Linked DNA regions of Homo sapiens: region 1 is linked to region 2. Evidence: read pairs that join two places in POLR2A ChIA-PET (ENCODE). Cell type or tissue: MCF 10A. All regions are shown on one strand. Links, peaks and the distances in the headings refer to the core of each region. The heading gives the core; the rest is flanking DNA.

Region 1 (16,167 bases), core at 5,440-13,439, 190 kb before region 2:
AAAACAACAACAAAAAAAAGAGAGATGAATCCAGGATCCAGCAGCATGGACCTTACCTGGGAGCTCATTAGAAATGCGGCTTCCCAGGCCCCACCCCAGATCCACTGCATCAGAATCTGCCTTTAAAAAGATTCCCAGGTGACTCACATGCTCTTAAAAGGTGAGCAGCTCTGCTCCCAAGGGCTCCACCTCCCATTTTATAGACAAGGGAACTGAGGCCTGCGGAGGGCCGGGGCCTGGCGAGGCCTGGGCAGGAGCAGGACGTCAAACTGGGCGGCCTCCCAGCGGCTCCGGTCCCCGCCCCGCGGGTCCTCCTGCTTCCCGCCCCGCCTGGCCTGTCCAGACCTTCCCAGCGGCCTCCTGAGGTCTTTGCAAGGAGCTCGCACTCCCCCTGGCGGGCATAGGGAGGGACGGCCTGGGCTGAGCTGGCCGAGGACGGGGAAGAGATGTGGCCTTAGGGACCGGGCGGGGGTGGAGAGGGCCAGCAGGGAGCCAGGGTGTGAGAGGTGGCCAGGTTAGCGCCCCTGCTTTGGAGAGGCTGCCTGAGCTCATCTTGGCTACTCACCACGCGCCACCTGTGGAGTCCGGAGCCTCTGCTCGCCTCCTGCCAGGGGAAAGAATAAGAATGGAGCCCACCTCACTCGCTCCTCGTGAGGATCCCATGAGGATGCGCCGACGTGAGGGGCCAGCGGGGTGGAAAGCCTCCCGCCTGCAGAACACCCGGAGCGCCTCCGCCTCCATCCCAGGTGTGGGCGAAGCCGGCCTGGGCCCAGCCCAGCGCTGCGCCTCAGCCCCTCGCCTCCCACCCATGGAAGAGGGGGTTTCCAGAGCCCCCAGCGGCCCTCCCCTCGCACTGGGGGTCGCAGGCCCACGGAGAAGGCTGTAGAAACGCCCACTCCTCGGCGGTGGTTGGGGGGACGGTGCCCAGTCCCTGAGGCCCTGGGATCCCAGAGCCTGGATTCCGGAATGGGATGACTCTGGGGGGCAGGAAGTGTCGGAAAAAGCACGTGCTCTGGAGTCAGACAGACCAGGTTCAAGTCTGGCTCAGCCACAGACAGGCCAGTGATCTCGTGGCTCCTGCCTCAGTTTCCTCGCTTGTGAGGGACCTTCCAGGACTGTTGTGACACTTATGTGAGGGCTGTTGAGCACCCTGCACATAGTAGGCCCTATGGTCATGGTCACTGTTGTAACTCACAGCGTACAGTAGGGACCAGAGGATGGGGTCAGTCGGGTGGTCAGCGGAAGATGCCCCCTCACACCAGGGCACTGTCACGCCCAAGTACAGGGGCGGGGTCTCTGAGTCCTTTCTGGGCAAAGTTGTGATATCAGGGCAAAGGAGGGTGGGGGAAGGGACCGGTAAACGAATTGGAGCATGTTTTTTTTTTTTTTTTTTTGAGACGGAGTCTTGCTCTGTTGCTCAGGCTGGAGTGCAGTGTGCCATTTCGATTCACTGCAACCTCCGCCTCAGTTCAAGCAATTTTCCTGCCTCAGCCTCCCAAGTAGCTGGGATTACAGGCACCTGCCAACATGCTCGGCTAATTTTTGTATTTTTAGTAGAGACAAGGTTTTGTCATGTTGGCCAGGCTGGTCTCAAACTCCTGGCCTCAAGTGATCCGCTGGCCTCAGCTTCCCAGTGCTGGGATTATAGGCGTGAGCCACCACACCTGGCCTTTTTTTTTTTTTTTTAACAGGCTCTTGCTCTGTCCCCCACACTGGAGTGTAGCAGCTCACTGCAGCCTCAAACTCCTGGGATCATATCATCCTCCCACCTCAGCCTCCCCAGTAGTAGGGACTACAGGTATGCACCACCATTCTCAGATAATTTTTACAAAAATTTTTGTAGAGACAGGGTGTCCCCATGTTGCCCAGGCTGGTCTCTAACTGGCCTCAAGTGATCCTCCTGCCTCAGCCTCCAAAGTAAATGGGATCACAGGCAGGTGCACCTGGCTGAGGAACACAGGCTTGAGCTGGGCAGATTGAAAGCCTGATGTCCCCCTGCTCTCACCACTGGGCTGCTTTCCAAAGTGCTAGCTTTGAGGTCAGTGGCCACCAACCTTCCCAGGTGGGGTCTTACCCTGAAGCCATTCTGCTTCTGCTTCACCCACAGGCCTTTCAAAGGGATGCCCCACCACGTGACCCTAGGCCCCCTACCAGGGGTCAGCCCCTGCCCCAAGGACACCCTTGCAGGTCTGTTAGTGACCTGAGTGGCTTGGCTAGGAAAAATGAGCTGAACCAAACCAATATCCTGCTGAGTTGTGGAACTGGGAAACCAAGAGAGTTGAGCAGCAGGCCAGGTGACCAAGCACTCCGCCTTGCCCAGGACTTTCCTGATTTTTAAACTGAAAGTTTATCTTTCTAATAAACTCATATATATATATATATATATGTATACACACACACACACACACACACACACACACACACACACACGTATCCTACTAGTTCTGTCTTTCTGGAGAACCCTGACGAATTTATATGTCTGTGTGTGTGTGTGTGTGTGTGTGTGTGTGTGTGTGTGTGTGTGTGTTTGTGTATATATATATTAAAGATGAGAGACTGGCCGGGCACAGTGGCTTATGCCTGTAATCCCAGCACTTTGGGAGGCCAAGGCAGGGTGATCACTTGAGGTCAGGAGTTCGAGACCAGCCTGGCCAACATGGTGAAACCCTGTCTCTACCAAAAATATAAAAAATTAGCCGGGTGTGGTGGCGGGCACCTGTAGTCTCGGCTACTCAGGAGGCTGAGGCAGGAGAATTTCTTGAACCCAGGAGGCAGAAGCTGCAGTGAGCCGAGATCACACCACTGCACTCCAGCCTGGGTGACAGAACAAGACCCTGTCCCAAAAAAACAGGGCCAGGTGCAGTGGCTTACACCTGTAATCTCAGCACTTTGGGAGGCCAAGGCGAGCGGATCACAAGGTCAGGAGTTTGAGACCAGCCTGGCCAACATGGTGAAACCCTGTCTCTACTAAAAATACAAAATTAGCCAGGCATGGTGGTGTGTTTGTGCCTATAGTCCCAGCTGTTTGGGAGGCTGAGGCAGGAGAATTGCTTGAACCCGTGAGGCAATGGTTGCAGTGAGCCGAGATTGCGCCACTGCACTCCAGCATGGTCAACAGAGCAAGACTCCATCTCAAAAAAAAAAGAGAGAAAAGCATATAAATTTATTTCAGATGAGTTTTATGTAAGTTCTATGTAATACAGGAGCTTTCATAAAGAAATGAAGACGCAAAGAAGCCATTAAACCTGACTGTTTTTATGCTAGGTTTTTTATTTTTTGTTTTTGGGACAGAGTCTTGCTCTGTTGTCTGCTGGAGTGCAGTAGCGCACTCATGGTTCACCACAGCCTTGAATTTCTGGGCTCAAGTGATCCTCCCACCTCAGCCTCCTGAGTGGCTGGGACTACAGGTGCGTGCCACCACACTCAGCTAATTTTTGTGTTTTTGTAGAGATGGGGGTCTCACTGTGTTGCCCAGGCTGGTTTTATGGTAGGTTCGACAAAGCAGAAAGTCACGGAAGAATGGGATAGACAAAGAGCTGAGTGTAATCAGCTAGGGGAAATTTACTGAGGCCTGTTCATTCAGATTCCTCTTGACATCCTTTCATCTTCAGAGTTTAGGAGGCTCCTTTCCTCTGGGTAGAGAGAGGGCACCTCTCACAAGTGGGTTTTATGACCTGACAGGGGAAGGTCAGAAAGTCTTTCCTGAACATGCCATTTCTCAAATTCCTTCAGCTTGAAATAGTCAATATGCCCAGATGGGCCTGGCGCAGTGGCTTACGCCTGTGATCCCAGCACTTTGGGAGCCCGAGGCAGGTGGATCACAAGGTCAGGAGTTTGAGACCAATCTAGGCAATATGGTGAAACCCCGTTTCTACTAAAAATACAAAAAATTAGCTGGGCATGGTGGCGGCCACCTGTAATTCCAGCTTCTCGGGAGGCTGAGGCAGGAGAATCACTTGAACTGGGGAGGCGGAGGTTGCAATGAGCCAAGATCATGCCATTGCACTCCAGCCTGGGTGACAAAGCGAGACTCCTTCTCAAAAAAAAAAAAAAAAAAAGCCAAGATGCCGTATCGGGGGTATCCTGCCCTGAGCCCTGTCAACATTAGCACATCGTGTTTATCCATTCATCTGTTGGTGACCTTGAGTTATTTCCACCTTCTCGCTGTTGTAACTAATGCTGCTATGAATGATGGTGTGCAGACATCTGTTTGAGTCCCTGCTTTCAATTATTTTGGGTCTATAGCCAAGAGTGGAATTGCTGGATCATATGGTAATTCTATGTTTAACTTTTTGAGGAGCCGCCAGACTGTTTTCCACAGCAGCTTCTGCTAAGTGTTCTTAATGCCTTATCTCATGAAGCTCTGGCAGCCACCACCCACGAGGGTGGCCCTGTCCTGGCCCACTTCACAGGGGAGGACAATGAGATTCAGATGGATGAAGTGAAGTGTCCCAAGTCCCTCAGCTAAGAAACACAGAGCCAAGATTCAAACCCAGATGGACTGATTCCATGAGCTTGTGTCACCTGGCCCTGGGGTGGCTTGGGTCTCCATATTGGCAGACTAGGGACTAGGAGGGGAAATAGAAGGGCCACCAAAGAAAGGAGAGGAAAGGCACAGGAGAGAAGCAGAATGCCATAGCCCTGCAGGGCCCACCTCAGCCCCCCACCAGCTCCCTGGCTCTGGGAGCCCAGCGGTATTGGGCTTCCTGGATAGAAAGGATGGATCTGTCTCTGCCTATCAGCCTCTCTTCTGGATGTCCATTTTCCCTAAGGAACTCCTAAAACCTTAGTCTAGGGGATTGAGTTGCCTAGAAGTGGGTGGAGACACAGACCTAGGCAATCAGTGTAATTCTTTCCCCCTGGCTGTGGTGATTGGTTCAGAGAAGGGCCGGGTACCTCATCTGGCTCAGTGAGACTTGTGTCTGGCTGGGACCATGGTTAGAACTGATAAGAAGAGAAAAACTGCTCACTGGCAGCTGAGAGGGTGGGATTGAGCCAGAGGTTGAATGAGCAGGGAGGAGGCAGATGAGGGAAGCAAGATGGAGTGCTGGATCCAGCAGTACCTGAAGCCAGATAAGCCAATACCTCCTCCTCTTCCTTCTTTTGCTCGAGGTTAGCTTGGGATTTTTGCCATTTGCATCCCAAGGCACCCTGATTTGGAGATTTGGGGGTGTTGAGAGAATCTCTGCTCCCTGGCTGCCCTACCTGTGCTCGTGCCATCCACTTCCCCTTCTGTGAGCTGGTCAGAGCAGTCCTGTTCATTTCAACCACCTCAGCCAAACCAAAACAGAGGGACCTCACCACAGCCTGGAAGGAACCAAGAGCCTGAGACAGTGACTCGGTGGTTATGGGGCTGAGACCCTCACCGGAGCCTGGTACAGTGTCCTGATAGCAGGACCACCCAGGCAGGGTGACAGAGGCCTCCATTCCAGGGAGGAGCCCTGGAGCTAGTGATGCTGGAAGGCAGATGAATGAGACTGTACCTTTCCAGACAGCTCGGGGCTTAAGAGAAAGACTCAGTTCCCAGGCTTCCACAGGGACCACAAACTCAAAGTACTCACAGAGTCCCATAAATCAAAAAATCAAGTCCTCTGAAGGGGAACCAACCCTCTTGATAGTTTTTTGTGTATGGGGGGGTTTTGTTTGTTTTTTAGACAGGATCTCACTCTGTCACCCAGGCTGGAGTGCAGTGGTATGATCATGGCTTACTGCAGCCTTAACCTCCCGGGCTGAAGCAATCCTCCCACCTCAGCCTCCCAATTAGCTGGGAATACAGGTGTGTGTCACCACGCCTGCTAATTATAATTGTTGTTTTTGTAGAGATAGGGTCTGTATCTTGATAGTCTAAACACCTCCAGGGGAAAGGCTAGGCCAGCAGAGAGTGGGCCATGCAGCCCACATGGTCTTGGCCTCCTTGGAAGCGGTGTACTGTCTTTGGATTGGCGTGATGGGAAGGCTGTCACCGAGGGCATTCTTCACCCTCCGCTCTGTCATCTTCCCCTGGAACCCTCCATTGGGCCCAGGGGCACCTTATTCCTATCTCAGTACCAGCGTCCTGCTTCTCCTAAGCAATTGGTTTGTCATCCTTCCTAGACTTTGGACATTGTGTAAGTGGCCACATTTCCCTTTTCACACCACTTGCTAGGAAGCTTAAAGTCAATGTGTGGCAAAAGTATAGTGATGAGGGAATACAGCCCCTCATAGCAAAAGAACATCATGCCACATGGCCCAAAAGTTACAAGCTCAACCAATAGAAATATCCTTCATGTTTCACTCCTTCAGAATCATATTCCCTTTGTCTTCCAAAAGAATACTTTCTTTTCAAATGTGTATCTGAATCTTTTTTCACACAAATACTTTATTTTGTTTACTGAAACTCTCTCTGTTTGTTTTGTTTTGTGTTTTGAGACAAGCTCTCACTCCGTTGCCCAGGCTGGAATGCAGTGGCCTGGTCACAGGTCACTGCAGCCTTGACTTCCCAGGTTCAAGTGATCCTCCCGCCTCAGCCTCCCAAGTCGCTGGGACTACAGGCACACACCATTGCACCCAGCTAACTTTTTAAATTTTTGTAGAGACAAGGTCTCACTATGTTGCCCAGGCTGGTCTCAAATTCCTGGGCTCAGGTGATCCTCCTGCCTCAGCCTCCCAAAGTGCTGGGATTATCGGCATGAGCCACTGCGCCTGGCCTCTCCTTGTTTTCAAGATGCATATCTGAATTATTTTTCAAATCTGTGTTACAAGGGTCTCCCTCCCCTGTACATCTCAACATGAGCTCCAGAAGGAGGTGGTGAGTGTATGTATGTGTGTGCGTGTGTGTGTGTGAAATCATTTATAAAGAGAACGTGTAAAACTGATAGGCTGAGAACGAACATGAGTTGTCACCCAGCCATGGCTGGTGGATGTTCCCCGCATTCCTTTGTGCCCAAGTAGACCATAAAAGCCATCTTCAAAATTACCTGAGTTGGCCAGGATTACAGGTGGCTCACACCTATAATCCCAGCTCTTTGGGAGGCTGGGGTGGGAGGACAGCTTGAGGCCAGGAATTTGAGACCAGCCTGGGCAACACAGTGAGACCCTTCTCTTTATAAAATAAAATTAAGAAGTTAGAAAAAAAAAATCCTGGCCGGGCATGGTGGCTCATGCCTGTAATCCCAGCACTTTGGGAGGTCGAGGTGGGTGGATCACCTGAGGTCAGGAGTTCGAGACCAGCCTGGCCAACACGGTGAAACCCCGTCTCTACTAAAAATACAAAAATTAGCTGGGCGTGGTGGTGTGCACCTGTAATCCCAGCTACTCGGGAGGCTGAGGCAGGAGAATCGCTTGAACCTGGGAGGTGGAGGTTGCAGTGAGCAGAGATCAGGCCACTGCACTCCAGCCGGGGTGACAGAGTGAGACTCCATCTCAAAAAAAAAAAAAAAAAATCCTGAGTCTGTGGTCTGTTTCCCCCACAGTAGATCCTTATGTTCTGCACTTTAGCTTTGTTCCTGGATCCTCTGTGCTCCCACCCTTGTGCTACTTTCTTGTTTTCCCCCTACTCTTTTTTTCTGCTCTGGTTGTGTATCACGCATCCTTGGAAGCTGCCTGAGGTCCTCTCTGCAGCAAGGCAGGGAGCAAACCAACCAATCAACCAACCAATCAGACAATGTACAACTGGATTGCTGGGCCCTCTGGCCTGGGTCAGAGAGGCTGAAGCCACGACCGGGTCCTCGTCTTTTTTTCCTTTATTCTTTTTTTTGAGACAGAGTCTTGCTCTGTCACCCAAGCTGGAGTGCAATGGCACAATCTTGGCTCACTGCAAACTCCGCTTCCCGGGTTCAAGTGATTCTCCTTCCTCAGCCTGCCGAATAGCTGGGATTATAGGCATGTGCCATCATGCCTGGCTAATTTTTGCATTTTTTGTAGAGACAGGGTTTCACCATGTTGGCCAGGCTGGTCTCAAACTCCCGACCTCAGGTGATCCGCTCCCCTCGGCCTGCCAAAGTTCTGGGATTACAGATGTGAGCCACTGTGCCTGGCCAGGTCCTCATCTTTCTAGTACCAGCCAGAAGGTGGCATTAGAGCAGCTCCCAAATGTCATGCAAGTGTCAGAGCCAGGGCAACCTCAGGTATGGATGGGATAGTGGTTGCAGATGGGCCTTGAGGACTATAGAGGGAGGCGAGCAGGGCAGAAGAGAGCTGAGGAACAGCAGCAGTCTGCAGGCTGACACCATCCTCAGGCCTCCGGGGCAAATTAATGTCAGACAGGCCTTCTAGGTCAATGTCAGGAGCGAGAGAGAGAAAAGATGGAATGTGCTCAGTGCCGGACATGGAGGTGCTCAGGAAATGTTGGAACTCTCCTTCCCCATGTTTTCCTGGAGGATTGGATGGCTTTGCCCTTTAAAAGGCCAGTATCAGGCCAGGTGTGGTGGCTCACAACTGTAATCCCAGCACTTTGGGAGGCCGAGGCGGGCGGATCACCCGAGGTCAGGAGTTTGAGACTACCCTGACTAACATGGAGAAACCCTGTCTCTACTAAAAATACAAAATTAGCTGGACATGGTGGCGCATGCCTGTAATCCCAGCTACTCAGGAGGCTGAGGCAGGAGAATTGCTTGAACCCGGGAGGCGGAGGTTGCAGTGAGCCGAGATGGCACCATTGCACTCCAGCCTGGGCAACAAGAGCGAAACTCCATCTCAAAAAAAATGAGATAAAATAAAATAAAAGCCAGTGCCTGGAGCCCAACCCAGGTCCGGTCCATGCTGTTACCACCATATTTCTCCCTTGGCATCGTGAGCCCACCCTCTGCAGGACCGACCCCTGAGAGACAAGGCCAGTCCTTTTCTCTTGCAGCTGCTTGTTCTGTGGTGAGATTCAGTGGGTGGGAAGAGATGGTAGGAATAGCTGCAGCTTGTCCCACTTTTCATTGCCCTTCTTGTTTTTCTTCTCCCAGAAGAGGAAGTCAGTGGGAGGGGCTCTTTGCCGGGAGCCCAATTTGTCCCCAGCAGTGAGCCTCCGTAGAAAGAACAGCAGACAGAACCTGAAAACCTTATTTTGTATCTGCTGGTGTGGTTGAAAGCTTGGACTTGGCCAAATGTGGTGGCTAATGCCTGTAAGCCCAGCACTTTGGGAAGCCAAGGAGGAAGGATCGCTTGAGCCAAGAACAGACTGTGCAACATGGGGAGATCTCGACTTGACAAAACAAACATTTTTTTTTTTTGGCCGAGTGCAGTGGCTCATGCCTGGAATCCCAGCACTTTGGGATGCCAAGGTGGGAGGATCACCTGAGGTGGGGAGTTCAAGACCAGCCTGGGCAGCATGATGAAACCTCGTCTCTACTAAAAATTCAAAAATTAGTTGGGCGTGGTGGCAGGCGCCTGTAATCCCAGCTACTCGGGAAGCTGAGGCAGGAGAATCGCTTGAACCCAGGAGACAGAGGTTGCAGTGAGCCGAGATTGTGCCATTGCACTCCAGCCTGGACAACAGAGTGAGACTCCACCAAAAAAAAAAAAATTCTTCTATCTTTTGGCCAGGCGAGGTAGCTTACGCCTATAATCCCAGCACTTTGGGAGGCTGAGGTGGGCGGATCACAAGGTCATGAGTTCGAGACCAGCCTGGCCAACATAGTAAAACCCTGTCTCTACTGAAAATACAAAAATTAGCTGGGCATGGTGGCGCGTGCCTGTAGTTCCAGCTACTTGGGAGGCTGTGGCAGGAGAATTGCTTGAACCTGGGAGGTGGACTGAGATCTTGCCACTGCACTGCAGCCTGGGCAACAGAGCAAGACTCCATCTCAAAAAAAAAAAAATTTTTTTTTAATTAGCCAGGCGTGGTGGTCCATGCTTGTAGTGCCAGCTACTTGGGGGACTGAGGTGGGAGGATCGCTTGGGCCCGGGAGGTCCTGGCTGCAGTGAACCATGATCACACCACTGCACTCCAGCCTGGCAACAGAGTGAGACTCTCTCAAAGAAAATTTTTTAAAAAGAGAAAAGGAAACATGGTAGTTAACCACTAAGGAGGTAAGGGAGGACTTGAAGGAATTTAAAAATAACAAAGTAAAGGCTGGGTGCAGTGACTCACACCTGTAATCCCAGCACTTTGGGATGCTGAGGTGGGAGGATCACTTGAGGTCAGGAGTTCGAGACCAGCCTGGCCAACATGGTGAAATGCTGTCTCTGCTAAAAAAAAAAAAAAAAAAATTAGCCGGGCGTGGTGGCAGATGCCTGTGATCCAAGCTACTTGGGAGGCTGAGGCATGAGAATAACTTGTACCTGGGAGGCAGAGGTTGCAGTGAGCTGAGATCACGCCATTCCACTCCAGCCTAGGAGACAGAGCAAAACTGTCTCAAAAACAAACAAAAAAAAGTAGATAACAGCTGCTATTTCTAGGGATGAGGGTGAGGGTAAATATTCAAGGAAATACATCTTTCCTGTGGTACTTTACTTCTATTTGAAACAGGGGCTCTCTCCGTTGTCAAGGCTGGAGTGCAGTGGCACAATCACAGCTCACTGCAGCCTCAACTTCCAAGGCTCAAGCGATCCTCCCACCTCAGCCTCCCAAGTAGCTGGGATCACAGGCTCACGCCACTATGCCTGGCTCATTGTTTTAATTTTTAGTAGAGATGAGGTCTTGCTGTGTTACCCTGGCTGGTCTTGAACTCCTGGACTCAAGCAATCCTCCTGCCTCAGCCTCCCAAAGTGCTAGGATTCTGTAATCCTAGGTGTGAGCCACTGCACCTGGCTGTCCTATGGTGCTTTTAAAATTTTCTCGTTGCCTTTGGTTTCTGACTATCTTATTCTGATGTACTCTAATGTAGCTCGTTTGTCTATATTTTGTTTTGGGTTTGCTGAGCTTATTGAATTTATAGTATGATGTCTTTTGTTAGATTCAGAAAAGTTTTGGTCTTTATCTCTTAACATATTGCTTCTTCCTAATTTTCTCTTTCTCAAACCATATTTATATTATGTTAGATCTTTCATGTGTGTTGTATTTATGTCTTATGCTCTTTTATGTTTTATTTTTACTTTTTTTTTCTATGCTTCAGTTTGGATAGTTTTAATCACACCCATCTTTCAGTATGCTAGTCCTGGCTTTACTTGTTTCCAATCTTCTGTGAAACCCATCTATGGAGTGCTTATTTTCTTTCTCTCCTCTTTTTTTTTTGTTTTGTTTTGAGACAGAGTCTCACTCTGTCGCCCAGGCTGGAGTGCAATGGCACAATCTTGGCTCACTGCAACCTCCCAGGTTCAAGTGGTTCTTCCGCCTTAGCCTCCCAAGTAGCTGGCATTACAGGCACCCGCCACCACGCCTGGCTAATTTTTGTATTTTTGTAGAGACAAGGTTTCACCATGTTGGCCAGGCTGGTCTTGAACTCCCGACCTCAGGTGATCCATCCACCGCGGCCTCCCAAAGTGCTGGGATTACAGGCATGAGCCACCACGCCTGGCCTTGGATGCTTATTTTCAGCATGTAATTTTTTAGTTTTAGAATATTCATTTGATTCTTTCTTTCTTTTTTTTTTTTTTTTTTTTTGAGACAGAGTCTCGTTCTGTCACCCAGGCTGGAGTGCGATGACACGATCTTGACTCACTACAATCTCTCCCTCCCTGGTTCAAGTGATTCTCCTGCCTCAGCCTCCTGAGTAGCTGGAATTACAGGCGACCGCCACCATGCCTGACTAATTTTTGTGGGTTCTTTTTGATACAGACAGGTTTTCGCCATGTTGGCCAGACTGGTCTCCAACTAACTCCTGACCTCAAGTGATCCGCCCACTTCAGCCTCTCAAAGTGCTGGGATTATAGGCATGAGCCACCACGCCCAGCCTCATTTGATTCTTTTTAGAAATTCTAGTTGTCTAAAACAAACAAACAAACAAAAACCAAACAAGGAAAAAAGAAATTCTAGTTGTCTCTTAAAAAACACTAACGTGAAAGGAACTTTAAAAAGGTGATTGGAAGCTCGATTCTCACAGTTGGGTTTCACTGAAAGGTGATTGAAGTGTGTGCAGAGCTCTCATCATACCATCAGCAGAAAGCATATTCTTTGGGACTTAGCAGCTTAAAAAGAAAAGTCCTCCAATCTCAGGCTGGGCACAGTGGCTCATGCCTGTAATCCCAGCACTTTGGGAGACCAAGGTGGGCAGATTACCTGAGGTTGGGAGTTCGAGACCACCCTGACCAACATGGAGAAACCCCGTCTCTTCTAAAAATACAAAATTAGCTGGGTGTGGTGGTGCATGCCTGTAATCCCAGCCACTCAGGAGGCTGAAGCAGGAGAATCGCTTGAACCCAGGAGGCGAAGATTGCGGTGAGCCGAGATCGCGCCATTGCACTCCAGCCTGGGCAACAAGAGTGAAACTCTGTCTCAAAAAGAAAAAAGAAAGAAAGAAAGAAAAGTCCTCCAATCTCTTGCTTGGGGTAGGGCATGGAGGAGACACCCCGGGCTGTTGGCATTCTGGGAGCAGGTGAAGGAAAAAAGTCTGGAATCCTGCCATTCAGAATGCGTATCCCTAATCCCCGTTTGCAGTCTTGTTCTCTGCTGTGCCTGGTCTGAACAAGTCTGGGGCCTTTTGAGTTCAATTCCTCCAGGAAGAAAATGCTGTTTTTAGGCCTGTGGGTTTAGTCATCTGGCTGCATGGGATAGGGAGAAGGCTTGGGAGACAACTCCTCCATGTTCAGACTTCCAGCTGCACCCTGTTCCCTCCAAGACTTGGACCTCTCGGGGATGTTTCAGGACAAATTGGCCTTGGTGTCTCCTCCATGGGCACTTTGGGTCATAACCACTGGTGACCTTGGTACTTCTCTGTTAGCATGCCATCTTCCAAAGGTTGGTTGGAATCTTTACTTGGCAGATGCCTCCTCTCCCAGCTTCTTTGTCATCATAGGTCAGCTTAGATTATTCCTTTACTGTCAGGTTAGTGGTGTCTGAGGAGGGAAAGCAGATGCATGCCTATGGCCAATCCACCATGTTTAAGCGGCTCATGACCAGAGTAGATTTGCCTCCACTCCCCGCTCACCCTTCTAATCTGGCCTCTGCCCTCACCACTCCGCTGAAACTTCCCTTATCAGGTCCCCAGTAGCTGGATCCAATAGACTATGTTTTTTCTCCGTATTATTTGATATCTTGGTAGCACTTGACACCGTCAAACTCACTCTCCTTCTTTCAGTGCTCTCCTGTTTTATCTGCCGGGGGAATATTTTGTCCCAAAGACCCCTCCTGCCTTTCTCCTACCTCTTTGGTCTCTGTCTCTGCTTCCAGTGTGCTGGCTTCTCTTCCTTCTGCTTCTTCGAAACCATGACTATTCTCAGGGGTCTGTTCTGGTTCCCTTCCTTTCTCACCCTGCACCCTCTCCCTGAGTGTGTTCATCCATTCCCATGGTTTCAATTTCACTCCAAAGGCTGATCTTTTCCAAATGTCAACCTCCAGCTCTGACCTCTCACCTGAATTCCAGACCTACATCTCCAGCTGTCCCCAGACATCTCTTCTTGGATGGCCTCAGGCTGTTCAGATCCACACGACGGAAGCTAGACCCTGCTTCTCCTTCCTCCCAAACCTGCCTCTCCTCCTGTACTTCTAGCTCAGAAGTGGTCACCACCAGCCAGGAGCAGTGGCTTACACCTGTAATCCCAGCACTTTGGGAGGCCAAGGTGGGCGGATCGCTTGAGGTCAGGAGTTCGAGACCAGCCCAGCCAACACGGTGAAACCCCGTCTCTACTAAAAATACAAAAAACTTCGGCGGGCATTGTGGTACATACTTGTAATCCCAGCTACTCGAAAGGCTGAGGCAGGAGAATTGTTTGAACTCAGGAGACAGAGATTGCAGTGAGCCAAGATTGTGCTACTGCACTCCAGCCTGGGTGACAGAGCAAGACTCCATCTCAAAAAAAAAAAGTAAAAGAAAAAAGAGGCCGGGTGTGGTGGCTCACACCTGTAATCCCAGCACTTTGGGAGGCTGAGATGGGCGGAGCACAAGGTCAGGAGATCGAGACCATCCTAGCTAACATGGTGAAACCCTGTCTCTACTAAAAAAAAAATACAAAAAATTAGCCAGGCCTGGTGGCAGGTGCCTGTAGTCCCAGCTACTTGGGAGGCTGAGGCAGGAGAATGGCATGAACCCAGGAGGCAGAGCTTGCAGTGAGCTGAGATCGCGCCACTGCACTCCAGCCTGGGCGACAGAGCGAGACTCCATCTCAAAAAAAAAAAAAAAAAAAAAGGAAAAAAAGAAAAAAAAGAAAATAGTTATCACCATTTGTCTAGTGGCCCAGAAACTTGGATGTCAAACTTGACTGCCCATTTTCTATTTCCACACCCAATTAATTGCCAAGACTCACTGCCTTTACCTTTTTTTTTTTTTTTTTTTTTGAGACAGAGTCTTGCTCTGTCGCCCAGGCTGGCGTGCAGTGGTGCAATCTCGGCTCACTGCAACCTCTGCCTCCCAGGTTCAAGCAATTCTCCTGCCTCAGCCTCCCAAGTAGCTGGGATTACAGGTGCCCAGCACCACGCCCAGCTAATTTTTGTATTTTTCGTAGAGAATGGGTTTTCAACTTGTTGACCAAGCTGGTCTCAAACTCCCGACCTCAGGTGATCCACCCACTCAGCCTCCCAAAGTGCTAGGATTACAGGTGTGAGCCACCGCGCCCGGCCTGCCTTTACCTCTTTAATAAATCCCGACCAGTCCACCCACTCTTCCTCCACACAGCCTGTCTCTCAGCCCAGCCTCAGTCTCCCAGCTGGTCTCCCCCGCTTGGGTCCTGCCCCTCAGTCCTGCTGCTGACCATCTGCTCAGACGCAAATCTCATCCTGTCACCTCCCTTCTGAAAGCCACTGGGGCCAAATGCAGTGGCTCACACCTGTAATCCCAGCACTTTGGGAGGCTGAGGTGGGTGAAGCACCTGAGGTCAGGAGTTTGAGACCAGCCTGGCCAACATGATGAAACCCTATCTCTACTAAAAGTACAAAAATTAGCCAGGGATGGTGGCAGGTGCTTGTAATCCTAGCTACTCGGGGGGCTGAGGCAGCAGAATCTCTTGAACCCCGAGGTAGAGGTTGCAGGGAGCAGAGATCATGCCACTGCACTCCAGCCTGGGCAACAGAGTGAGACTCAGTCTCAAAAAAACAAACAAATAAATAAATAATAATAAAAAGTAAAATAAAAAGCCTCTGATGACTTCCACTACCTAGGAATTTGGTCCAAATTGGCCCTAGGCTGGAGTTGTCAGATTCAGCAAATAAAGATAGAGGATGTCCACTTAAATTTGAATTTCAGATAAATACGAAATCCTTTTTTTTTTTTTTTTTTTTTTTTTAGTATGAGTACGTCCCATGCAGTATTTGGCATCGGGGCCTCCCACTCCCTGCACTCTTTCCATATCTCCAAACTTATTACTTGCCACATTGTTTTCCACATGTAAAATTTGGGACAGACTGGACTACATGAAACTCCCTAGGCTGGGCACGTTAGCTCACGCCTGTAATCCCAGCACTTGGGGGCTGAGGCAGAAGGATTGCTTGAGCCCAGGAGTTCGAGACCAGACTGGGCAACATGGTGAGACCCTGTATCTACAAAAAATAAAAAAATTAGGCTGGGCACGATGGCTCACATCTGTAATCCCAGAACTTTGGGAGGCTTAGGCAGGTGGATCACTTGAGGTCAGGAGTTTGAGACCAGCCTGGCTAACATGGTGAAACCCTGTCTCTACTAAAAATACAAAAATTGGCTGAGTGTGGTGGTGCGAGCCGATAATCCCAGCTACTCGGGTGGCTGAGGCAGCAGAATCGCTTGAACTCAAGAGGTGGAGGTTGCAGTGAGCCAAGACTGTGCCACTGCACTCTAGCCTGGGTGACAAAGTGACACTCCATTTTTTTTTTTTTTTAAGATGGAGTCTCGCCCTGTCGCCCAGGCTGGAGTGCAATGGCATGATCTCAGCTCACTGCAACCTCTACCTCCTGGGTTCAAGTGATTCTCCTGCCCCAGCCTCCCAAGTAGCTGGGATTACAGATGTGCAACACCACGCCCAGCTAATTTTTTTGTATCTTTAGTAGAGACGGGGTTTCCCCATGTTGGCCAGGCTGGTCTCAAACTCCTGACCTCGTGATCTGCCCTCCTCAGCCTCCCAAAGTGCTGGGATTACAGGCATGAGCCACCATGCCCGGCCGAGACTCCATCTTAAAAAAAAAAAAAAAAAATCCGG
Region 2 (16,167 bases), core at 3,563-11,562:
ATCCCCCTATTTCAGTCTCCTCAGTAGCTGGGACTACAGGTGTGTGCCACCACACACAGCTAATTTTTTTTAAGAAGTTTCAAGTAGAGATGGGAGTCTCACTAGGTTGCCCATGCTGGTCTCAAACTCCTGAGCTCAAGCAATCCTCCCATCTCGGCCTCCCAAAGTGCTGGGATTACAGGCGTGAGCCACCATGCCTGGCAGAAGCATATTATTATTATTATTTTTTTTTTTTTTAAAGTAGAGACAGAGTCTCCCTATGTTGCCCAAGCTAGTCTCAAACCCCTGGGCTCAAGGGATCCTCCCTCCTCAGCCTCCCAAAGTGCTGGGATTACAGGTGTGACCCCTGCACCCAGCTGCAAAGCGTATTATTTAGAAATATGGAGGTAGATATCAAAATGGTCAAAATAGCAAATGTTTTTGAGGAGGAGGAAATTGGAAGAGGTGAGCATGGGAATGCCCTTTTTTTGTACTAATCATATAGAATGGTTTGACTTTTTAAACTTTATGCAAGTGTAACTTCAAAAACACAAATGCATAACCACGAAGGCCAAAAAAGAAGGTGAAAGAGAATAGCTACAGGGAAGAAAAATAGGTTACACATTTTATTTATTTATTTATTTTTAAAAATATGATTTAAGGCCGGGCGCAGTGGCTTATGCCTGTAATCCCAGCACTTTGGAAGGCCATGGTGGGCAGATCACTTGACGTCAGGAGTTCGAGGCCAGCCTGGCCAACATGGTGAAACCCCATCTGTACTAAATACAAAAAGTAGCCGGGTGTGGTGGCAGGTGGCTGTAATCCCAGCTACTCAGGAGATTGAGACGGGAGAATCGCATGATCCCAGGAGGTGGAGGTTGCAGTGAGGTGAGACTGTGCTGCTGCACTCCAGCCTGGGCAACAGAGCAAGACTCTGTCTCAAAAAATAAATAAATAAATATATATATATATATCATTTAAAAATATGGTGTGTACACTAGGAAAATTTTCAAAGAATATACCAAAATACCTCTGAATTTAAAGTAATTTTTCCCTCCTTTGTTATACTTCTGTGAATTTTTTGCATTATTACCTTTGTAATCAGACGGAAAAGCTGTTGCATATTACAGGAACAGGAAACAATTAGAAATGTGAGAGGAAAGCCGTGTACAAAGATGTTCACTACAACACTGTTTATAGCACTAAGAAATCAAACAACCTGTGTAATCAGGAAGTGGGCAATAAATGATGCTGCATAAACCTAGTGAAATATTTTACAGGTGTAATTTTTAAAAAGAGGCTCTAAACAACTTTATACTCATATCATATGGTTTTCACCTTTATTCGTACTGTACTCCTAGCTAAAATGCTCTAATGCCTTTTCCCTCTTTCCTTTTTCTTTTCTTTTCTTTTCTTTTGACAGATTCTTCCTCTGTTGCCCAGGCTGGAGTGCAGTGGTACAATCTTGGCTCACTGCAACCTCCACCTCCTGGGTTCATGCAATTCTCCTGCCTCAGCCTTCCCAGTAGCTGGGATTACAGGCACTCACCACAACGCCTAGCTAATTTTTGTATTTTTAGTAGAGACGGGGTTTTATCATGTTGATCAGGCTGGTCTTGAACTCTTGACCTCAAGTGATCCACCTGTCTCGGCCTCCCAAAGTGCTGGGATTACAGGCGTGAGCCACGACGCCCAGCCTCCACTTTCTTTTCGTCGATATTTTCTTACTATTACATCCTTCAGGAAACCCTCTGACAGCCACCTGAATCACCTCCCCGCCCCATTCCTTTCTCACCTCCATCCTAACTGCGTGAGTTAACTCATTCTGTGTCTTCAAAATATTCTGAACAGATACTCTATATCTGTACTTACCACCTAATATTATAATTATGTGTTTGTCTGACTTTCCCACTAAACTTTAACCCTGAAAGCTGGGATTGGGTCTTACTCATTGTTATCATTTCAGTACAAAGCAGAGGGCCTAATAAATAGTAGATGCTTAATAAATGTTTGCTGAATAAAGTAATGAGTAATGTGGAAATATACTTGTGTTATGACATCACATAGATAAGGGAAAGTAGTACTTACACTTCAGGGCTGTATGAGGATTAGATGGGGAAATTCATGTAAAACAGCTGGTGTAGTGCCAAGCACATAGGTATTCAGCGAATGGTAAGGATGAAGATGGTGGTGATTATGCTAGTAACAGTTGTGAGAGTTGTATATTTTTTGTTTTCAACAGACAGCCCCAGTAAGGGCCTTGGACCTTGCGGATGGATTTTGGTGGCGTTCTCATTCTTATTCACCGTTATAACTTTCCCAATCTCAATATGGATGTGCATAAAGGTAAAGAACATTTCATTCACTTCTGGGAAGGGGTCAACTCCTACCTCCATAAACCTACTTCGTGTGTGCCTGTGTGTATGTGAGAAAGAAACAGACTGTCTCTCTCTCTTATAATTCTTATTTCTTCATCTTTCTTTGGAAAATTTATTCTTCTACCCACCTATTAAAATGGAACCTTAAAACTTCTTTTCAGCCATTGCCCTTCCCCGTGGGCTAAAGTAAGTTTCACCATCAAAAATTTCCTGGGGCCAGGGATGTGAGATGGTTCTGAGAGAACAAGTTCTTCAGAGTTAGGATGATAGGGTTTGACTGCTGGCTTTACTGTTTATTGTGTGACCTTTGCTGTTTCCTCACCTGTAAAATGGGAGAAAGTAACAGTACCTACTTCATAGGAGTGTTGCGAGGATTAAATGAATTATGTGTCTAAATGTACTTATCACAATGCCTGGCACGTCATAAATACCCTCAGTGCTCGTTATTTTTTCTACAAAGTTGTTAATACTTTGATATATGACTATTATTTACATATTTCTAAGAAGATAAAATATGCTCCAAGCATTTTCAGATCAATTTATTCTTAAGGGAATCAGAAGAAAAACTGTGAAGACTTCAGCTTTTTGTGTTTCTGAATTAACAATGCATGAGTAATTTTTTTTTTTTTTTTTGAGCCAGAGCCTTGCTCTGTCGCCCAGGCTGGAGTGCAGTGGCGCGATCTCGGCTCACTGCAACCTCCGCCTCCCAGGTTCAAGCGATTCTTCTGCCTCAGCCTCCCGTGTAGCTGGGATTATTATTATTATTATTATTTTTTTTTTTTTTTTTTTGAGACGGAGTCACCTTGTGGCCCAGGCTGGAGTGCAGTGGTGCGATCTCGGTTCAAGTGATTCTCCTGTCTCATCCTCCCTTGTAGCTTGGATTATAGGCACCCACCACCATACCCGGATAATTTTTGTATTTTTAGTAGAAACAGGGTTTCACCATGTTGGCCAGGCTGGTCTTGAACTCCTAACCTCCGTGATCTGCCCACCTCGGCCTTCCAAAATGCTGAAATTACAGGCGTGAGCCACCGTGCCTGGCCTGCATGAGTAACTGAATAACAATGTTAACAGCTGAGGAGTGAGGTTATGGATTTGTTTCTGTATACTATTCTGTCCTTCCTAAATTTATACAGTGAATATCTATTGCTTTTGTAATCAGTAAGAAAATAATAAATAAGCTTTGAGAAGGTAAACATTGGACATGTGATTTATAGATATGATCTGGTTCTAAAGAAAAAAGATGAGGCATCTAATCTGTTTAGAGCAGAAATATATATTTAAGAAGCCATGCATGTATATATTTGTACTCTTCATGTTAAATTATTATTCATGTTTTTATTCTAGATTATAAAAGAGTATGAAAGAGCCATCATCTTTAGATTGGGTCGCATTTTACAAGGAGGAGCCAAAGGACCTGGTCAGTACTGGGATTCTAGATTGTTTATCTGAAAACTAAAGTTCTTTTTATTTTTTTTATTTTTAGGTAGTTGTTTTTTTAAAGACAGGGTTTCATTCCGTCGCCCAGGCTGGAGTACAGTGGCATGCTCATGTCTCACTGCAGCCTTGAACTCCTGACCTCAAGCAATCATCCCACCCCAGCTTCCCAAAGCACTAGGATTACAGACGTGAGCCACCGTGCCCAGTCTAAAATTTTTTTATTGACGTGATTTCCCTTATGAGGGCCTCTTCTACTCTGTCTTAGATAAGAGTTCATGTAGCAGGAGTTGTATAACAATAGCAGTGGTTCTAGCCAATCTTTTGTTACCCTTTCCTTCCTACCCTTCCCCTCCCCTTCCCATTTGAGCTGATAAGATTACCACCTAGGCCAAGAACAGTACAGCTATACAAGTTTGAGCATGAGAATCTCTACCAAAGAAAGACTTTCAGTCATTCATTTGGCAAACTTCAATTAAGCTCCTACTGTGTTCCAGGTTCTGGGAATTCAAGGGAGACTAAAACACAGTCCCTACCCTCAAGGATCTTCCTATCTAGTGGTAGGAACCAACAAGGAAACAGATAGCTACAATCCTATGTGATAAGTATTATGATCAAGTACTCACAGAGAGCTGTGAGAAAAGAGAAAACCAGAGAAGTGTTACTGATCTGAACTAGTCGTAGGCTGAGTCAAGGCTTTCTGGAAGTTACATCTTGACTGAGTCTTGAGGTCTGAAAAGGTGTTAACCAACAGGAGGTGTTTGCGGCGGAAATAGCAACATACACAAAGCAACAAAGAGGAGAGTATTGCAGATTCAAGAAACTGCAAGTAGATCAGTCCAGCAAGAGTGCAGGGTGTGAAGAGAGAGGAAGTGGCTGAAGAGGGGAACAAAGGCGGGTTATGCAGGACCATGCGTGGGGGAGGGTTTGTATTTTAGGGGGGATTGCTCGGCTTGCAGCTTAGGAAATAGATTATAGGAGAGAAACTACAAAAAATAGAAAGATGGCCTGGGAAACGATTGCATTGGTCCCAGTGGGGCGGTGGGGAGAAGAGTGATAGCAACAGTAGATTAAGGAAATGAACTCCACAGACCTTAGTGGAGACAGTCAAATGTGGGAAGTAAGCAAGAGGAATCAAAGTTATCATTCCTGGCTTCTGGCTCATTCACGAAGATGAACTGGTGACTTTTCAGTTCACTAGGTTGATTTTCTTAAAACTGAATGGAGAAGTGAACTGATTAGGTTGCTGGTGTCTGTATAATGTGTGTATCTTTGTTGCAGGTTTGTTTTTTATTCTGCCATGCACTGACAGCTTCATCAAAGTGGACATGAGAACTATTTCATTTGATATTCCTCCTCAGGAGGTAAGGTTTTCTTTGAATAACTGAGGTATCATATGTGAAAGTGCTTTACAATGAGGGACAGAATAGTTAGAGTGTAGGCTTTATTTATTTATTTATTTTAAATTTTTGTTTGTTTGTTTGTTTGTTTTAATTGGAATCTTGCTCTGTCACCCAGGCTGAAGTGCAGTAGTGTGATCTCAGCTCACTGCAACCTCCGCCGCCTGGGTTCAAGTGATTCTCGTGCCTCAGCCTCCCGAGTAGCTGAGACTATAGATGTGCGCCACCACGCCCGGCTAATTTTTTTGTATTTTTAGTAGACACGGGATTTTGCCATGTTGGCCAGGCTGGTCTCGAACTCCTGACCTCAGGTGATCCGTTCTGGCCTCCTAAAGTGCTGGGATTACAGGCATGAGCCACCGTTCCCTGCCAGAGCACAGGCTTTAGACCTTGACTGCCTTCAGCATTTCTAGCTCAGTGACCTTAAGCAAGTTCTTTAACTTTTCTGTGCCTCAGTTTCCTCATCCAGAAAATAGACATTTGTAATAGTAAGAACTACTGTATAAGGTGGTTCTGAGAAGTGAGATATATGTGCCAAGTGCTTAGAGCAATGGCTGACAAATAGTAAGTGCTATATAAGTTCTTACTGTTACTATTACAGTTGGCCCTTTGCATGCATGGGTTTTGCATACAGGGATTCAGCCAACCGCAGACTGAAAATATTAGGAAAAAACTCCACAAAGTTCCAAAAAGCAAAACTTGAATTTGCCATGCATCAAGCATGGCATTGAATCCACATGAATAAAGTGATGTGTAGGTATTGTATTGGATAATAGAAGTAATCTAGAGATGATTTAAAGTGTACAGGAAAATGTACATAGATTATACGGTTGGCTCCATGGATCAAAAATATTTAGGGAAAAAAGCAATTGACAATGATACAATAATACAAATTTTTAAAAACGGTGTAGTATAGCAACTATTTATGTAGTATTTACATTGTGTTAAGTATTATAAGTACTTCAGAAAGGATTTAATGTATAAAGGAGGATGTGCATAAGTTATATGCAAATATTGTGCCACTGTATATAAGAGACTTGAGCATCCTTGGATTTTGGTATCCTCTGAGGGTCCTAGAATCAATCTCCCACAGATACCGAGGAATGATTATTACAAAACATAGTGTAATGCTAATGTAAGTATAATAATATCATCATTGTTATTACTATCAACATTTTTACTACCACATTTCTCTTCTATGGGTTTCTGATAGAAAACCCTATTAGTTCATTATTTTTTTTCTTAAGGTTTTATTCTAGATAAATTGGTTAGAAACCAAAGAATTAGAAACTGCTTGTTGGGCATTTTAGATAAAACATAATATTTTATACTAGTGATTATTTTGTGCCTTTTCAAACTACTTCACAAGTATTATCATAGATGAAACTCATGGCAGAATCCCTAGAAAGTATATAGTTGCAGTGAAACAAAGGAATTCCTCCAGATTACAGTGGCAGAGCCAAGACTAAAATTGAGCTCTTCGGATTCTTTGTATAGTGCTGTTTTTTCCACAGCTCCATGCTAAATGCATTGTACATGAGCTCCCTCATAGCCCCCGAAAAAGTGATGGCCATCCTGGGAACCATGTCCTTAGGAGACTTAATAACCGTTGCATACAGAAAACCTGAAAACATCATGAAGGGGGAAGGACAGAAGAATGCTGTCAGTGTTTCCTGGCCAAAGGCCAGATACTCAGCATGGTGATGGAGCCTGGCCATGTTGCCTTCTCATGTCACAAATACCAGAAACCAGCTTAGGAACTTCCTTGTTGGTACTGATCCAAGAAGTGGGTGGGGTCAGACTTTATAATCCACCCAAAGTTAGTGATGCCAGGAATCATTTTGCCCACATTTTACTCATAAGAACAAGACTGAGAGTATCACTGTATTCTCTGTGTGTTTTCCCATCGTCTAAGGAAGATTGAGTCTCAGAAGGAGCCCTTCAGGGTAGCTGGACATTCTGGCATTTTCCACTATAAACATTACAGACATCTGGCAGAGTTGCTGTTTAAGCTTCTGCTTTCCAGTGGCCCTCTCCTATTCTGCAAGCTGCTGAATGCAAAGCAGATTGGAACTTGGCAGCAATCCTTTTTCTGATCCCCTGTGAAGTTTCTGTGAAGGGAGATAAACCCTTGCCGATGATAAACAGTAGGCAGAGAAGCTGTAGCTTTAGAAAGAAGCTGTGGCAAAGTCAAAGTGGCAAGAATTTGGGAATGACACACATTTTCCCATCATGTCATGGGAAATAATTAGTTTTCATACAAGATGGTAATACACTGTACATTTATTTATAAATCCTCCACTTCTCTTCCATGTTAGAAGTATTTTGAGATTACTAAAAAAGGATCACTGCTTTGATGTCTGGCAGGGCTAAACAGCCATGTTACAACATTGTTATTATTACCTTCCATTTTCATAGCTGTTTACTCTTTCAAAAGGGCTTCATTCACAAGTATGTTCTTATTTGATCTTCACAGAAATTTGGATAGAATTAGGCAGTATTATTAGCGCCATCTCACAAATGAGGAATCTGTTGGTCAAATGGGTTAAAAACCTTGCTAGAGGCCATCCAGGGACCTGAAGGCAGAGATGGGACTCAGTTCAGGTCTCCTAACTCTCACTGCTGTGTTCCTCATCGGTCACTGTTCTCAGGACCACATTTCAGTTCAGCTCCTCTCTCATTTATTGACTACCCGCTATGTTTCAAGCACTCTGCCAGTGTTAGAGTTACAAAGAATTGCCCTGAAGAAATTCATAGTCTAAGAGAGAAGTAGAAATGTGAATAAATAATGTCACTACAGTAAGGTGCAGTGGATGTGCAAGGGAAGAGTGCTTAACTCTGCCAAGTAAGCCAAGAAAGTTTCACAGAGAGAAGGACATTTAAATGATCAGTAGAAAGGTGCCAGCCTGATGTTGTTAGTGAGAGAGGCTGGAATTCCCAGGCTGGAGCAATCTTCCTGCCTCAGCCTCCTGAGTGGCTGAAACTACAGGTGTATGCCATCATGCCCAGCTGGCTTGTTTATTATTATCTAAATTAACTTATTACAGTTAATCAAGTCAGTGTTTTATTCAGTAAAGTTACCACCATTATCCAAGATGAAATAATAAGACAGCTCTTACGTGCCAGGAACTTTTCTGAGCACTTGAATGTATTTAACGCATTAATTCTAGCAAGAATGCAAAGTAGGTACTATAATTAATCTCTACTTTACAAATGAGAAAACTGAGTCCCAGTGAGTTTTAAGTGATGGATGTAACTATTTTCCTGGAGCCTCTCACTCAGATAACTTCTTAGCTTAAAACAAAAATATGTCATGTTTAGCATTTTTATGTAGCATGCTGTAAAATATGTTTTGATGCTGACCTTGCCCTTTAAAAACATTCCCCATGCACTTTTTGTTCCAGTAATATTGTGGAACTTGTAGTTTATCAAACCTTGACTCTCTAGTGCCTCTCTCTTGAATATTCTTCCACTCCACCCAACACCCTCAGAAAAATTGTATTCCTTTCTTCAAGATTCAATTCAGGTATCACCCCTGCCACCCACAGCTGCCCCTAAGAGTTTCCTTTGATTCCCTAACCTCCTTCAAAGGAGGAACCAAGTTTTTTTCCTACCTTAATCCCTGGTACCTAGTACAGTGCCTGCTGTTGAGTGATATCTCAATATTATTTGTATGATTGAATGAATTAATGGACTTGAATAATTTATTTTATTAAATTTTAAAAGATATAATTAACTTTCTGATGCCTTACTAAAGAAAATCAGCTAGTGTTATAAGATATTCTGTAGAATAACATTCCTTACAGTTATGTTAAAAAAAAGTCGTTGACAGATGTAAAATTGCTTCCTTCATCTTGTAGATCCTCACAAAGGATTCAGTGACAATTAGCGTGGATGGTGTGGTCTATTACCGCGTTCAGAATGCAACCCTGGCTGTGGCAAATATCACCAACGCTGACTCAGCAACCCGTCTTTTGGCACAAACTACTCTGAGGAATGTTCTGGGCACCAAGAATCTTTCTCAGATCCTCTCTGACAGAGAAGAAATTGCACACAACATGCAGGTGGGGAGTACGTCAATGCTGTTACCCCCCAGAAGCTGAAAAATGAAGCAAAGAGTCAATGGTTGTTTGAGAACCTTTTATTAATTCAAGTTGTGGGGGTCTGTGACCGTTTTTTTTTCTTCATAGTAAAATTTTTCAAATTTGGCAGGAGGGGACATTTTTCACATTAGCAGTTCATGAGTTCATAACACTCATGCGTACATTTTTTTAAAATTTTCTTCAGTGTGTATTTTTTTCCAGAATCAGTAATAACCTTTTTGTTTAGAACAGAGGCTATTCTGCAAGATAGTGTAGGTATTCCTAAAGCTTTATTCTGTGTGTGAGTCCCATGAATTATAACTGTTGTGCTTTCCAGTCTTTCTTGAGTAACAGATATTCAGTTAAGCATAGCTTATTCAAAAAAGATAAAGTGCTATAACTCTGGATTCTTATTATTTGTATAGACTTCATCGTGGGTAAAATCTATGATTGTATTTGATATGCACAACAACCTATGAAATAGATGTGTGGTTTCATTCCTGACATTCTAAAGGGAGGAAGTTGAAGCACAAAGGAGTAATATGACTTACACAGAGTCACATTAGCTCAGGAGTTGGCAAACTGTAGCCTACAGGCTGTAGTTTTTGTAAGTAAAGTTTGACTGGAGTATAGCCACAGCCATTTATTTATATATTATCCATGGCTGCTTTTGACTACAACAGCTGGGTTAAATAGTTGAGACAGAGACTACAAATAAACAATCACTATATGGCCCTTTTAGAAGAAGCTGCTAACCCCTGCATTAGCTTGTTAGCAACAGAATCAGGATCAGTGAGCCAGCCCCTGCGTCACCATTCGTTCCACCGTGGGGTAACTGTCTCTCCACAACTCTCCCCAGCACCTTATCTCCTCCAAATCCCAATGAATACAGCCTCTGTCAGCATCTGGGCTGGGCTGAGGAGATTTAGCTTGCCTTCTCTCTTCCTAACAGTCTACTCTGGATGATGCCACTGATGCCTGGGGAATAAAGGTGGAGCGTGTGGAAATTAAGGATGTGAAACTACCTGTGCAGCTCCAGAGAGCTATGGCTGCAGAAGCAGAAGCGTCCCGCGAGGCCCGCGCCAAGGTAACTTTTTTTTTAAACTTGTTTTTCTTACTGAGTTTTCTCTTTTATTAATAATTATAAAAAAACGTAAAACATGCTTGCTGTAAAAACTTGAAATAATCTTGAAGTGGTAAAGTTAGAAGTGAAAACCCTCCCCGTAACTTCAAATCATATTCCCCCAGAGGTCACCACTCCTAACAGTTGAGTGTATTTGGATTTTATTTGACCAGGTTTTTGGATTACTGGCTTGTTTGTTTTACAAAAGTAGGGTTATACTGCACATGTTGTTCTGCGCTCTGCTTTTTTCATTTAATATTAATATCTATGGACGTATCAGTACATGTAGAGTTACCTCATTCTTTTATGACTGTGTGTACCATACTTATTCTCCCGATTCCATATTAAGGTCAAATTAACAGTTCCAACTTCGGAGCAAGTGGGTCATCATTCCATCCATACCACCCATCTCTTACTTATTTTTGGCTTCTTTTTTGTTCTGTTTCTTTTCTCAGGCTCTTTTTCCCTTTTACTGTTTCCTATTCCTCATTCTCTCTTTTCCTCTTGTTTATATTCTCTTACTTTGACATCTGCCTTTTTTCTTCCTTCTTTTCATCATCATCTGCCTATGTCTTAACCCTGCATGGGTGGCATGGCCCCTCTGGGAGGCACTGAGGAAATATTTGTTAACCTAACCTAGAAAAGAGTATCTTTAAAGATGATAATGTGTAAAATTTCAGGGATATCTCACCAAACCCAAAGGTAGGAAGTAGGGGCAAGTCTCACCAAAATTGGAACCAGAAGGCAGTTCAGGGAACTAGTCATTCCCTTTCCTGTGCCACATCTCACTGTAGATAGCTTGTGGTGGAGAATGTCTAGCTCCCAGGTTTAGATGTCTGCCAGGTGAACACTAAAGAACACAGACCAGCCCTAATTCCACATTCACAGAAGAGACAGTCTTTTTGGTCCAACTTTGGTCAAAGTGCAAAGATAGCATAATAATATGGTTCCACAGCCCTATGCCTGTGAATGGGCTGAAGAAGAAGAGCAGTTTTCATAGGAGGAGTTGCTGTGGACTTGACAAATCTCCCAAGACACAAGGAGCAAACCAATTTGTTGTTAGAAAATAGTAGTAGCTGGTCATCACTGGCTGACCACAGAACGCTGTTCTTTTCTTAGGATGCCCTTTAAGCCACAAACTGGTCACTATAATTTCTTAGCCAGCATCAAATAGGATAGTAGCTCATTTGACATGCGACTTCAGAATTTTGCATTAACCAAAATGTTTAGGTTTTCCTGGTATGATGATTGTTGCTTTGTGATGATAACCTGGTAGTACTACAGAACCCTCTAGTGCTTTCTTTCAAAACTGTTACGTTTAGAAGATTAAATTATGTTTACGATGTTATTAAATGTGCCCTATCATCTCCTTATTTTGAAAATTAGGAATTGCTTTTAACTAGAATATGTTATTAGGCAAAAGCCTCATTTCCAAACCAGATTGAATAGTAGAATGTACCATACATATACTACGTAGAATGTCAGAGCCCAAAGGATCCTCAGAGATTATCTTCCATAGGTGGCAAACACTTAGCCCAGATGCTAGCACTCCATCCTGCTATTCCCATGCTAGTAATTAACCACAGCACTGTTTTCCTCTGAGCTTAGACTTGGCCTCAGAACCCTTCTATAGCACTCTGGGTAACAACCCTCAACTGCTTAGAGTTAGCTCTAAAAAACAAAACTTGAGGCCAAGCACAGTGGCTCACGTCTGTAATCCCAGCACTTTGGGAGGCTGAGGTGGGTGGATCACCTGAGGTGAGGAGTTCAAGACCAGCCTGGCCACCATGGTGAAACCCCGTCCTTACTAAAAATACAAAGAGTAGCCTGGTGTGGTGGTAGGCGCCTGTAATCCCAGCTACTGGGGAGGCTGAGAAGGAGAATTGCTTGAACCCTGGAGGTGGAGGTTGCAGTGAGCTGAGATTGCGCCACTGCACTTCAGCCCAGGCGACAGAGCAAGACTTCTTCTCAAAAAAATTAAATTAAATAAAAAATTAATAATAATAAAAACTTAAAAAAAAATGAAACTTGTTTGCCATCCCACTATTCAAAGGAAAAATTGAAGCTCTGAAAAGTTAAGTGACGTCCGCAAGGTCGCACAGTTGATTAGTAGCAGTGGAAATTAGAATTCCCCTCTGCTCCTCATTGCCTCCTCTAGTACTGACTTCCCAGGATGGGCTATGAGCCTCTTCCATAGCATTCTTAAGAGTTTGGAAAGAAAATTTCTATCTTCCCTTTATAACAGTAAGAAAAGATAGAAGAAACCGCTTAGAATTCTGAATTGCCATGCTCCCACTTGGACGGGGCTGTAGGGTTAGTCTAGAAGCAGTCTCATGAACCTGGGCAGTGACTGTCTTGGAGTTCACACATAGAATCACAATGAGCCTAGCCCTTCTGTAAAATACAGTAACCCTGCAACAACCATAGGCTTATTGTATTGAAATTCTCATGGAAAATAGGGGGGTCACAGTTTCTTCAACAAATAAATTGCACAGGAAAGGTGAGATAGAGTGGAATAATCTAAAGATTAAGAGACTTTATAGAAAAATTCCTTAGGCTAATTAGCCATCGGGGAAATGCAAATTCACATTATAAGCGGATGTCACACTAGACAGCTATCAGAATGGCCTGAAAAGAACGGAAAAGAACCAAGTGTGGGTGAGAGAGGAACTAGAACTCTCATATTCTGCTGGTGGCAGTGTAACTTAATACAACCACTGTGGAAAACAGTCTGGCAATGTCTATTCATACTGAACATTTGTATACCCTATGAGCCAGCAGCTCCAACTCCTAAGTATGAATCTAACAGAAATGCACTCATATGTTTACCAAAAGGCATGTACTAGAATGTTCACAGCAGCACATTGACCCAAACTGTAGAATACCCAAATGTCCATTCCTAGCTGAATGAATGAAGTCTGGTTTATTCACATGTAGGCATACTACATAGCAAAGAGAATGAATGTAAGTGCTCACACACATAATTTGAGTGAAAGAAGCCGGTCACAGAAGAGGACAGATTCTCCTACGTGTTTCTCTGTATGTTAGGTTTGGTTTTTAAAGTGTTTAGACCAGCTCTTAGTGGCCTGAAATGTAATATCTTTTGTGTTTGCATCAGCTTTTATTTCCTTTTCATAACTCTCAGAAAAACACCTGGCACATGCTTTTGGGCTCATGTTTCTGGGTGTAGAAGTCTATTAATTGAGAGGATGGAGTGCAGAAATACAGATCACCTTTCTCTGCCTTTTCCTCTGCCCAGACCACCTGGTCTGCAGAAGGGACAGGTAGCACCAATTTCACATACATGAAAATGCCAGACTTTAAAATGATGTTCTATAAATATGAAATGTTGATTGCTATGAGATTACTGCACATTCGACAAAAGCCGTGCACACCCACAAATAGCTTGCTTTGCTCTCTAAGATCCTATCAACGGAGTGTACTTGGCCTGTATTTAGACAAAGCCGGTGGTGTTGTTTACATCTTTGGCAGCTTGCTCAGTGTGGCTTTTCTATGAACAAAATGTGTGCCCAGCCCGGTGGGTCTGGCTTCTCAGCCAAGCGATTGTGTATTGATTGGTGGTGGGAAATGAGATATCTTTTCAGTTGGTCCATGTCCAAAGAAAAAAGTGCCTAATTGGACATCTGAGATGATATGGAAAAAATGAGAGCCTGCTGCTCTCATAGCAGGGGATTTCTGATGTATTCTCTGTAGTGCCTACCTTGGAATACAGTTCTGTGGTTTTCTTTGAGCAAAGCTGGCACTTGTCCCTTCTCACAGACCTAGGCAGGACATGATGTGTGGCTTTGATAAATTAAGGTTTTTATCCTATAAGCTGGATCCTTTCTCTCAGTGAGTACTATATTCTGTATCCTATCTCCATTAATGGCACTAATCTATGCAACCAAAACCTGGAAACCTGGGTCTCAGCCTGTGTCCCCCTTTCCTCCTCCTACCTAGTCTCCAAATTCCACTGATTCGCCCTCCTTCGGGGAGGGAGAATAGCTCCCCAAACCATTTCATTCTCTGTCCCCACCACCTATGAATCGCACCGGCCACTCTAAAGCAGTTCCACTAGCAGCTTTCACTGCCTTCTCTTCTAACCTCAGACATCTGTCAGAGAGCTTTTTCAAACTAGATCTGATGGAGTTTACTTACCTGCTTAAAATCATTCTGCAGCTTCCCATTGCCTACAGAATGAAGACCAAACACCCTGGCCCTCACTGCCCTTCAGAACCCGGCCCCATTCATCCCCCACCTTTCCCCTCTTCCTGCCATAGTATTCAGCCATTGACAGTTTTCTGGAATATACCATTTTTATACCTCAGTACCGTTTCATGTGTTCTGCCCAAAATATTCTTCCTCATCTTTTTCTAAACAGCAAACATTTTATCATTTAATATTCAACTTCTATAACCTCACCACGTCACCCTCTGGAAAAGTTGCTTTCTTCTGTTTGCTTGCACTGTGCCTTGTACATATGTCTGTCAGCATTTATCACACTAGAATGAAATGATCTACTTCCATGTCTGCCTTCCCTACCTGACCAGGAGCTGAAGAAGGCTAGGGATTCCACTCTATCCTTAGCTTTTCCTACACAGGGCTTATTAACCCTAGAAGGCCCCCAAATTTTGCTGTGTGAGTGAATGAAATCTCACTGGGCATAAGACCATCACCTCCAATTCTGATATTCATGGAGTATTATGGACCATTAATTATTCAAGATTCAAGTGAGGATAATAACCTGGAGAAATTGTACTTTTAATCTTGATAATTATGGTGTCTTAATACCTTTCCTTCTTCTAGGATTATGAATTAAAGTAACTACCTTGAATCTTTTGTGCATTAAAGCATAGTTGGACCCAAAAATCAGGTCTTGTCACTTGCCATTCCTCTATAATAGCCCCCTTTATTCATTTAACACTTTATATACTTTCTCTGTCTTCCTCACAAGTGGTCCTCTGAAGTACATGTTAGTCTGCTTTAAGAATGGGAAACTGAGGTTCAGGATGTTCAGTAACCTCTCTGAGGACATTCGGCTGGTAAATGTTAGATTTGGGATTTGAACTCAAGTCCATTTGACTCCAGAACTCCTGTTCTGTCTACTACTCGAGTGATCTTCAAACTTTTTTGCCTGTGAAACCCCTTACAGAATTTAGAAAAACTATAAAGTCCATCAAACATTTTAAATCGGCATGTAAAAATTTTTCATCTTGAATTTATGTACTTGCCAAGAATATAATTCCTGGCATGTTGTAAATATTGACATTTTTAAATAAAACTGTTAACATCATTCTTTTAAATGTACCCAATGAGAAATAATAATGATTTAGTTATCCATTAAAAATATGTAAGTAAACTCTTAACAGTCAGGAGCTTTTTATTGTTTTTTTCTTCTTCTTCTTAAACCTAAGTTTTTTATTGCATCTTCACTTCCGCCAGATTCTTTTCCTAACATACATTTTGTCATGAATTATTTTATTAACATACTGCAACATATTTAGTCCATAAGTTAGAATTAATTTTTAAAAATTTCCTGTAACTAAAAACAAGGTTCTACAAACATTTCAGAATTTCTCCTAAATAAGAAGTCAATTTTTTTTTTTTTTTTTGAGACAGATTCTCATTCTGTCAGCCAAGCTGGAGTGCAGCAGTGGCATGATCTCGGCTCACTGCAACCTCCCGGGTTCGAGCAATTCTCCTGTCTCAGCCTCCCAAGTAGCTGGGTTTACAGGTGCTTGCCACAACGCCCAGCTAATTTTTGTACT

What was found. ChIA-PET counts read pairs that join two places held together with the same protein. Peaks named below come from ENCODE experiments on the same cell type or tissue, not always from the same donor. Only the 100,000 strongest peaks of a DNase experiment are listed, where the experiment ranks them.
Region 1: POLR2A ChIA-PET joins it to region 2 with 5 read pairs; 2 of 35 experiments call an interaction of 5 or more read pairs at or near these places.

The regions. Positions count from the first base shown.
Region 1 is chr9:121,530,359-121,546,525 of GRCh38, reverse strand. All of the region lies in intron 1 of LOC107987016 (a long non-coding RNA gene), which reads left to right. Among named protein-coding and RNA genes, the nearest start is that of GGTA1, 39 kb to the right of the region's middle. RefSeq lists a silencer at 307-356. In MCF 10A, for the core only: a CTCF peak has its summit at 8,107; no DNase peak of the experiment used is centred there.
Region 2 is chr9:121,342,211-121,358,377 of GRCh38, reverse strand. STOM (stomatin) reads left to right here. Exons shown (of 7, transcript NM_004099.6): 2 at 2,222-2,325; 3 at 3,705-3,777; 4 at 5,076-5,158; 5 at 9,055-9,258; 6 at 10,229-10,363. Among named protein-coding and RNA genes, the nearest start is that of STOM, 20 kb to the left of the region's middle. RefSeq lists an enhancer at 4,156-4,375. In MCF 10A, for the core only: no CTCF peak of the experiment used is centred there; a DNase peak (open chromatin) is centred at 6,937.